2 separate regions of the Homo sapiens genome follow, and region 1 is linked to region 2. Evidence: chromatin contacts called from ENCODE Hi-C or POLR2A ChIA-PET data. All regions are on one chromosome and are shown on one strand. The core of a region is the stretch at or near the end of the contact, and the rest is flanking DNA. Distances in the headings are between cores, read along the strand shown.

Region 1 (4,231 bases), core at 119-2,618, 35 kb before region 2:
CCTGGGCGGCTGGTGGTCGGTGGTGGCCGGACACGCCTCGCCCCGGGCACGCTCTCGGGATGGGGCCTCCACATGGGCCTGCTGGCTGGAGGTGTCACTGGCGCCTGGCCCTCCCGGCCAGCTTCCAGCTCACCAGAATACCTGGAGCTTAGAGTAATCTCCTTCTCTTCCTCTTGTCAGCCGGCCAAGGCCCACGGAGGTAGCTTTGTTTGGGCGGCCGTCTCGCGGAGCTGTGTGAGCACAGCTGTGGAGCGGGCAGAGTCACGGGCTTGGATTTTTCACCCTCTTCTTATTTCAGTTTATACGACAGAATGACTTGCAGCTGCTTCAAAGGGCTCCACCCATAACTCCATGCGCCACATCCTAGTGGAGGAGAGGCGCCGCCAGTGCAGCTGGAGCCAATTAAACCCACCTATGCAGGCGCAGCAGACCCACCGTGCACGCAGACTCAAAGCAAAAACAGCCTCTTCACGGGCAGGGAGGCCCCGGCAAGTCCCATCACGTGGCGCAAATCAGAGGCGCAAACTCAGCCTTGTGTTCACGGCTTCCCGCCGCAGGGGCTGCAGGGTCCGCGTTCGGACGGCAGGCCTCGTATTGTGTCTTCTCACCGCCCCATGCTCCGGTGTCCACACTCTTCACCTGTTCCCTGCAGTTCATCTGAAAGCGCTTCCCCCGAGCTATTCCCCAACAAGAGGCGCTTTCCCTGCTGAGCCTCCCACAGGGCGCCTGGCCAACCTCTGCTCCCTAAGACAAACCTGGGAGGCGCAGCCAGGCATGGACAGGGTCTCAGGGCACCGAGGGCATCCTGGCCCAGTCACACTAGCACGGAGGCATGGGGCAAAGTTAAATTGGACAAGCCAACCCTCTTTAGTCTAAGGATGACAGAGGCCCTGAGGTGGCCGCACTGTACCAGACTTTGTTCTCCTGGGCACAAAAAGGACTTTTAAAAACTTTTTGCATTTATCATCATCACTCCACCATCACCAAGGTGCCTGAGATGCATAAAAAAGTATTTTTCCAAACTGGAAATCTGAAATAGAAGCACCAATAAAAACAGGTCCCAGATTTATGACCATATTTTTTCACCTCTCTTTCTCTCTTTCCCTCCCTCATATTTTTCTTTCTTCAAGTTAGCTTGGGACTACTGGAAAAAGAAGACTTGGCAGCGCGGAATGTGGGGGGCCCTGTGAGCTGTGCCCCCCAACCCCGTCTGCCCAGCCCAGCCGCAGCCCCAATTCTCGCCTTGGGCGGGCGGCTGGGCGGGTCTGAGGCCCCTGGGACTCATCTGCACGGTGCAAACAGCTGCTTTGGCAACTGAAATTAAAGATCAACTGGGAAGTAAACACAGAGGCTGCAAGACAGGGTGGAAGCTGGTTAAGAACCACATCCTTCTCTCTCTGCGATTTTGCGTGCAGTTCCCCAGGTCCTTGCAGAGGTCACCTGGCAGGGCCTCCCCTCAATCCCGACCTTTGGGCCCTGCTGCAGCCCAGTTTACCAAGATGTCCTCTGCCCAGAGGCCCCACCTGCACCACGGTCACACTGCACCAGCTGCCCACAGTGGAAACCGTGTCCCCTGGAGTGGTGCGGGCAGCCTGGCAGAGGGGTCAGGGCCACAGCTGCATAGTTGAGCTCTGCACAGGGGCAGCCTTGGAGCAGGTTGCAGAAGAGAGGAGTCCTGTGGAGTCACGGTTTCCGCCTTTTAGGGCCCCGTGGTTCTGTCAGTGCCTGGCATCCCCCAGTTGGATCTGTGGTTCGGAGTCTCTCAGGGTCCCAGCTTCCGTGGCCCTCCTGGTATCTAGCCGCTGCATCAGAAGGTGGGAGCTCTTGCTCTCTGCTTATGGCAGCAGGGATGGTTTCCCAACAGGACTGAGGTGGAAATGGGGTGGGCAATCCCTGGAGAGGCCTCTGCTCCATTTAAAACACTTGAACTTCACAGACACTGAGGACTTCATTTCATAACAGCCTGGAATGTAGAGCCCTCCCTGGTGAAAAATTAGAACAGAACCACGTTGCCGACGGTGCTGGTCCTCCAAGTTAAACACAATCTCACATTTGCTTTAGTATTATTTTAAGTGTAAGCAATTAGGTCTGTAATTTCGTTTAACCACTTGCCAGATTTCATTTTTTACATCCCAGCTATTCAGGGGTTAAAACTTTTAACCTGTTCATACTCTTTGAATATTTCAGGGGACCCGCGGAGGTAGCGCTGACGGAATCCCGGAGCTCACCTGCTACCAGAGAAGCAAATGTGGAAAGTGTGGAACAGTCCCCACACAGGGTCCTCCTGGCACAAACCCGCAATGTGCAATGCCAGGGGCCAGCGGCACACGCAGTCCCATTGCGACTCGCAGGAGAAGCAAATGTGGAAAGTGTGGAACAGTCACCGCACAGGGTCCTCCTGGGACACACGCAGAATGCGCAATGCCAGGTGCCGGCGGCACACACAGTCCCATTGCAGCTCGTGGGAGGTACCGCTCCCACCCCAAGGGTAACTGTTCTCCAGGCAGCAGCCCTGGCTTTGGGGAGCTCTGGCCTCTGGGCCAACAGTGTCCATGTGTGGCACAAGGCCCTCATGGGGGTGGTAAACCCAGCCAGGCTCTGGCCGCTGGCCCGACGGTGTCCATGTGTGGCATGAGGCCCTTGCAGGGGTGGTAAACCCAGCCAGGCTCTGGCCACTGGGCTGACGGTGTCCACGCGTGGCATGAGGCCCTCGCGGGGGTGGTAAACCCAGCTAGGCATGCACGCGGGCCTGGGCCACGAAGTTTCCCTTGTTCTTCCTCACTTCACTTCTGTTCGTCCTGTGCACATCAGCCTCCCTTGCTTCAGCAAGGCTTTTTCTATCTCTTTGTTGTTTTATTAAAGTGATAACTTTCAAGTATTTTAGATATATTTTATGCTTATAATGACCATAACCACAAAGTAGCATTTTTGGGTGATCCCGCCACCCCCTCTGCTCACTTGGAATATTCTTTAAACTTCCTTTTGGTTCTCACCTTCAATTAAAAAAAAAGTGTTTCACTGCTTTTCAATGATTTCTAAGTTATAGGTATTTTCTGCTAATGTCCTGCTGGGGAGGGTGACCATTTGGGGCTGTTGGAAATGTCCACCTCAAGGGCTGTTTGCTTCCTTCCCTGGGCCCCTCCTGCATCGGGCCCAGGTGGAGGTGGACCCCACGCTGGGTGGGCATCAGCTCATCTGTGGGTGTTCACAGCAGCTGTGGGTATGCCCATGGACAGGGATGGCTGGTCCCCCATCACCTTCCAGCCTCCTCTTCTAGATGTGGCAGGAGAAATTCTTTGATCTTTTAAAAAATTTACTTCTTAATCACACGAGTAATACCTAAATACATGTGGGATATTCTGAAGCAGACCTCAGGCACCGTGTCATCTCATCCATCAACACTTTTGTTTATATTTCTTACGGGTAAGGGCTTTTACCGGTATCACCACAATATTGCTATCATACCCAGCTAAACTAGCAGTCATCCCTTAATAGCATCCAAGGCCCAACGTCCTCCAGTTGCCTTGAGACATCTTTTATAGAAATCCCAGTGTTGCTGGGCCTGTGGGCAGGTGCGCAAGCCTCCTCTGCAGTGGGCTGTGGGACTGGGCTTTGGCCATTGGTCAGTGCCCATGAGTGGACATGAAGCATACAGCTTCCTGGCAGGACATGGGAAGGGGAAAGACACCACTCCCCTGGTCTCCCCTGAGGGAAGTGTGGGCTTGATGGTGGGCAGATTGTGAGCAGATGCCTGCCATATGCTCAGGACAGCCAGGCCTGGCCCTGCAGAGCTGCTGTATCCACTTCCATGCCAACAGCTTCCTGAGAGAGTGAGCTTCTAGATTATTTAGACCACTGTTATTTTGGCCTTGGTCACAGCAGCCAATGTAGCCTAATGTGTTGTGATTACATGGCCCATCTTATAAAATTATATTTTGCCTGGAATTAATAACTGCCTTGATTTTCAAATGGCTTTGCTCATATATCCATCCTCAATTCTCTCCCAACCTCTCGGTCAGAAATGGAAATCTCTCCACACAATGAGAATGGTGGTTCAGACCCCCCTGGAAGACCTCAGCTCTCCTGCACTGTCACCCAGGAGCCCCTCCCCACATCCCCAGAGCCCCCCGTGTCTCTCCTGTGTCCTGGCGCCAGGTCCTCCTTCAGGGCTGATGCCTCGTTTTGGTGAAGCACTTCCTCTAGCAGCCTCTGTACTGGTCTGAAAACGTCT
Region 2 (4,398 bases), core at 1,138-3,637:
CCTGGGACCCTGGGCGCTGGCTTGGGAGGGTCTGACCCCCAGCAAAGGTTGGGAGGGCCGGGGTGAGGCAGGGAGAGCACTGGGGGCCCTTGGTCCTGGCCACCCCTGTCCCTTGCCCTCCCTTCCCCTCCATGGCTCTCACTGCTCCCTGCCAGACATCCCCTCCTGTCTCAGTTCACTGAGTGTGCCTGAGGGAGAGCCTGGAACAATTCAATTGGCAGAGGTGTCGGGACAGAGCCTTGCACAGAGTGGAACAACTCTCAGGTGCAGCCGGCTCTTGCTGGGCCTTAGCAAACTCTTCAGTAAAGTGGGGCTGGAATCTCAGCGTCAGCCATTGTCATGAGGTGTAAGTGAGAAAGCATAGTAAAGCATGTGAACTCAGCGGGAATGGATGAATGGATGGATGGATGAATGGGTGGATGGATGGATACATGGATAGATGGATGAATAGATAGTGGATGAATGCATGGATGATGAATGGGTGAATGGATAAATGAGTGGGTGGATGGATAATGGATCAATTGATGGCTGGGTGGGTAAATACATGGATGGATAATGGGTGGGTGGGTGGACAGATCGATGAATAAATGAATGAATGGATGGATGGTGGATGAATGAGTGGACAGATGGATGGATGGATGGTGGATAAATGGAAATGGATGGATGGTGATGGGTGGGTGGATGAGTGGTGGAATGATAGATGGATGATGGATGGGTGAATGGGTGGATGAATGAATGGATGGGTGGGTGGGTGCATAAATAATCGGTGGATGGATGAGTTAATAGATGAATGTGGCTAAATGGATAATGGATGAATGGGTGGGTGAGTGGGTACATGGATGGGTAGAAGAATGGATGGATGGATGAATAATGGATGAATGAGTGGGTGGATGGATGGATAAGGGATGGATAATGGATAAATGGGTAGGGGGATGGATGGATAGATGGGTGGGTGGGTGGATGGATTGATGAAGGGATGAATGAATGAGTGGATAGATGGGGGTGGATGGATGGATGTTGGATGGATAATGGATAGATGGGTTGGTGGGTGAATAAATGGATGAAGGGAAGGATAACTGGATGAATGGGTGGGTGGGTGGATGGATGGATGAAGGGATGAATGAATGGATGGATGGGTGGGTGGATGGACATGGATGGATAATGGATGAAGGGATGGATGGATGGATGGATGGATGGGTGGGTGGTGGGTGGGTGGATGGATAGATGGGTGGGTGGATGGGTGGGTGGATGGATGGGTAGATGGATGGGTGGATGGATGGATGGATGGAACAACCTATTAACACAGTGAGAAGGTCCTGCAGCCCGCACCTTAACCCTGTCAGTGCCTTCACCTGTAGACTGGGTATGTGACATGCCTCGTTTCCCTCTCAGAGCAGCTTTGAGGATCAAATGAGGTAGCACACATTTGAAAAATACTCTGACAACCATAGTTGAGCTACAGACATTAGCTGTTATAATCTAGATTAAGTGGTGTCTAAATTTGTGAAAAGTCTATATTAGAGGGTTTTTAAAAAATTTTTCCTTTATTTCTTTCAAGTCTATGTCATTACAAGAACTAATTGCTAATAGCACATTTTCAAGTCAGGTCCTGCTGGGACCTCCAATGAAAAGGAAAAAAAATCTCATAATTAGCAGCCTTATTTGCATGCAAACAATGAGTATTCTGAAAGTCTTTAAAATGCTCCCATGAGGAAACACTTGCATTCTTGTTTTAAGAGATTAAATTGCTTGGCAAACCCCCTTCTCACTAGAAAGTCAGAAGGTAAACTTGAATCCAGCCAAATCATCGTTAAGTTCCAATTATTCCAAATTCCAAATTAAGGTAGTCTCAGTTAATAAGGTTTCCAGGTACAGTCCATGAAGACACAAAAATTAGAACCATCCGTGAATTCAGCGACCCTCATTTTCTGGGTAGACACACACAGGCAGTTCCGTGGTCAGTCTCCAGGTTCCATGCTGCGGGAGGTGGCTGGTAGTGGCCCTCCCTGCAAAGCAGTGTAGCCTTGGAGAGGCAGTGGCCGAGCCAGGCAGCAGCGTGTGGGGACATCAGGATGAGAAAGTGCAGTGCGGCTGGGTGGAGGCGGCGGAAGGGAAGAGGGGAGCTCCCAGGACACTGACAGCCACCCCGACACCCCGAACTGTGTGGGAGGAGTGGGGGATTCCCACGCCAGCTGGACATGGATACATTTTTGTTTCCCTATTGCTGTTTTAAAAACTGTGAAAACCTCCTCTGTCTTCCCCAGGATTCTTTTGTTTTTCCTCCAGGTAAAGGCACATTTGGCAGCCAAAGCTGTTTTTCAACCTCTGGTGCTTTCCCTTCCGATTAAAGTTACAGGAGGCCCTGAGGCAGAGCTGGTGATCACAAGCCTCTCTCTTGGCTAGACACGCAGTTTTTATTTGAATAGCATTATTGTTGTATGGTGTAAAATGCAGGGACAATGGAAGATTGACTACTGCACTGACTCAAATTTGGCCAAGGAAGCTCTGAGACATCAGCATCAGAACTTACGCTTTCAGCCAAGAAGGACTAACAGGGACCAGATTTACTCTTCCATGAAAACAAGTTAAAAAATGGACAGAATATCTGAAACCTGTGTTAGGCATCAGACACCAGGCACCGAGAGACCGTGGTCCCTGAGGAGGGCGGGCAAACAAGGTGGGGCCCAGTGCACGGCGGGCGTGGGTTCCAGCCCCAGTGCAGGGAGAGGCCCCAGGCAGGGCTGAGGAGAAGGAGCCAAGTCCAAGGAGGAAACAGAGGCTGGAGGTCTCAGGCTGGATCTCCAGCGAGGAGAGCTGCCCGGAGGGAGGGCTCTGGGATCTGCAAGGGGAGCCCCGAGTCTTCAGTCAAGGGTTGACCAGCCCAAGAGGCTTCGGGGAGCAACATGGGGTCTCACTCAGAGCCGGGAGTAGCCCTCATCCCGCTGTCCACAGTGGAAACACTCGCAAGGCACCAGGCAGTGTCCTGAGAAGGGCTTTGTCTTCACAGTGTGAAAAATTAGTTGGAGACTAAACACTGCTCAGGTCCCACCTGATGAAGCCAAAAAGCAAGGATGACCCAAAAGGATCAACATCTTCCAAAGCTCAAGATCAACACCTTCCAAAGCTCCAGATCAACACCTTCCAAAGCTCAAGATCAACACCTTCCAAAGCTCAAGAGAATGAGGCAGAACTCACAATGTCTAGCATCTGATCAGAAATTAGCAGCATTCAAAGAAGCAGGAGAGTACAACCTAGAAGAAGAAAATTGAATCAGTTAAACCAACGGTGAACGGAGCAGATGAAGAGTTAGCCACAAGACAGTAGAACACTTACTACGACAATCTTCCCGCATTCAGGGAGTCAGAGGGGAGGCTGAGAATGGAAGGCATAAAAATTCCCAAACCAAACTTCAGGAGTGGAAAGCTGCAGCACTGGAGTTGAGAGGTGTAGTGGGCAGGCTCCATGGCAGATGAGACGGTGCAGAAGGAAAAAGCCAGTAAATTTGAAGACGTGGCACTAGCGACGATGTAAAATAAAAACAGAGGAAAGGTCTGAAATGCAGACTGTTCATGAACCGCGGGCCAGTGTCAAGCAGCTTAACACATGTGCAGCTGCAGCTGCTGGAGGAGGGGGCAGGATATTGGAACAGAATGGCTGACATTTTTCCATGTTTGTTGAAAACTACAAAAAGAAAGGAAGGGAAGGACGGGCATACAGATTAAGATGGAAGAAATGGCCTTATTTGTAGATGACGTGATTGTCTACACAGAAAACCAAGGAATCTACAGCAAAACTAGGACTTATAAGTGAATTCGCAAGCTCACAGGATAAATGTCAACCAACAAAAGTCAATCGCATGTCTATGTACTAACACTACACACGCGGAAATCTAAATTAACAACACACCGTTTACGCTTGGTCCAAAGAGAATGAAATCTAAGATACAAACCTAACAAAACACGTGGAGTATCTGTATGCTGAAAATTTTAAAAGCTGATGGAAAAACTTTTCTTGAGAGCTACATATATGAGATGTACCATGTTTGTGGACTGGAAGATGTGAGACAGTAAACGTGCCAGTGCTCCTCAGATTGGTCTACGGGTTAAATACAGTTCCCACCAACATCCCGGCAAGGTGCTTTTGTAGATATAGACATACCCATTCCAAAATTTATAGGGAAAGACACAGGGCCTAGAATAGCTAAGATAATTTTGGAAAAGAATAAAGTGAGAGAAATCGCGGCACTAGATTTCACGACCTCCATGGCAACGGTGACGCTGACCGGGTGGTACTGGGGACAGACAGGCACGGAGGCCAAGGAAATAGGGTAGAGAGCCTCGCTGAGAGCCGCACCACCTTGCCCAAAGCACACACGTGGCTGTTCTGCAAACAGAGCTG

Evidence for each region. Hi-C counts contacts between places; a loop is a spot of excess contacts on that map. ChIA-PET counts read pairs that join two places held with the same protein, here RNA polymerase II (POLR2A). Pooled maps may share reads with other maps.
Region 1: a map of dorsolateral prefrontal cortex shows a loop between it and region 2 (2.7-fold over the local background). The contact joins two enhancer-like sites. A Hi-C loop is called at or near these places in 4 of 168 maps with a recorded cell type or tissue (G401, astrocyte of the cerebellum, dorsolateral prefrontal cortex and 1 more) and 4 of 50 pooled maps. POLR2A ChIA-PET finds 5 or more read pairs at or near these places in 2 of 52 experiments (BJ and IMR-90).

Annotation. Positions count from the first base shown.
Region 1 is chr18:79,572,473-79,576,703 of GRCh38, reverse strand. No RefSeq gene overlaps it. Among named protein-coding and RNA genes, the nearest start is that of CTDP1-DT, 110 kb to the left of the region's middle. RefSeq lists an enhancer at 176-675. Within about 2 kb of position 1,368, at least 5 of the 41 ENCODE cell types and tissues checked have a DNase peak (open chromatin) inside an H3K27ac peak, as active enhancers do.
Region 2 is chr18:79,538,765-79,543,162 of GRCh38, reverse strand. No RefSeq gene overlaps it. Among named protein-coding and RNA genes, the nearest start is that of CTDP1-DT, 140 kb to the left of the region's middle. Within about 2 kb of position 2,387, at least 2 of the 41 ENCODE cell types and tissues checked have a DNase peak (open chromatin) inside an H3K27ac peak, as active enhancers do.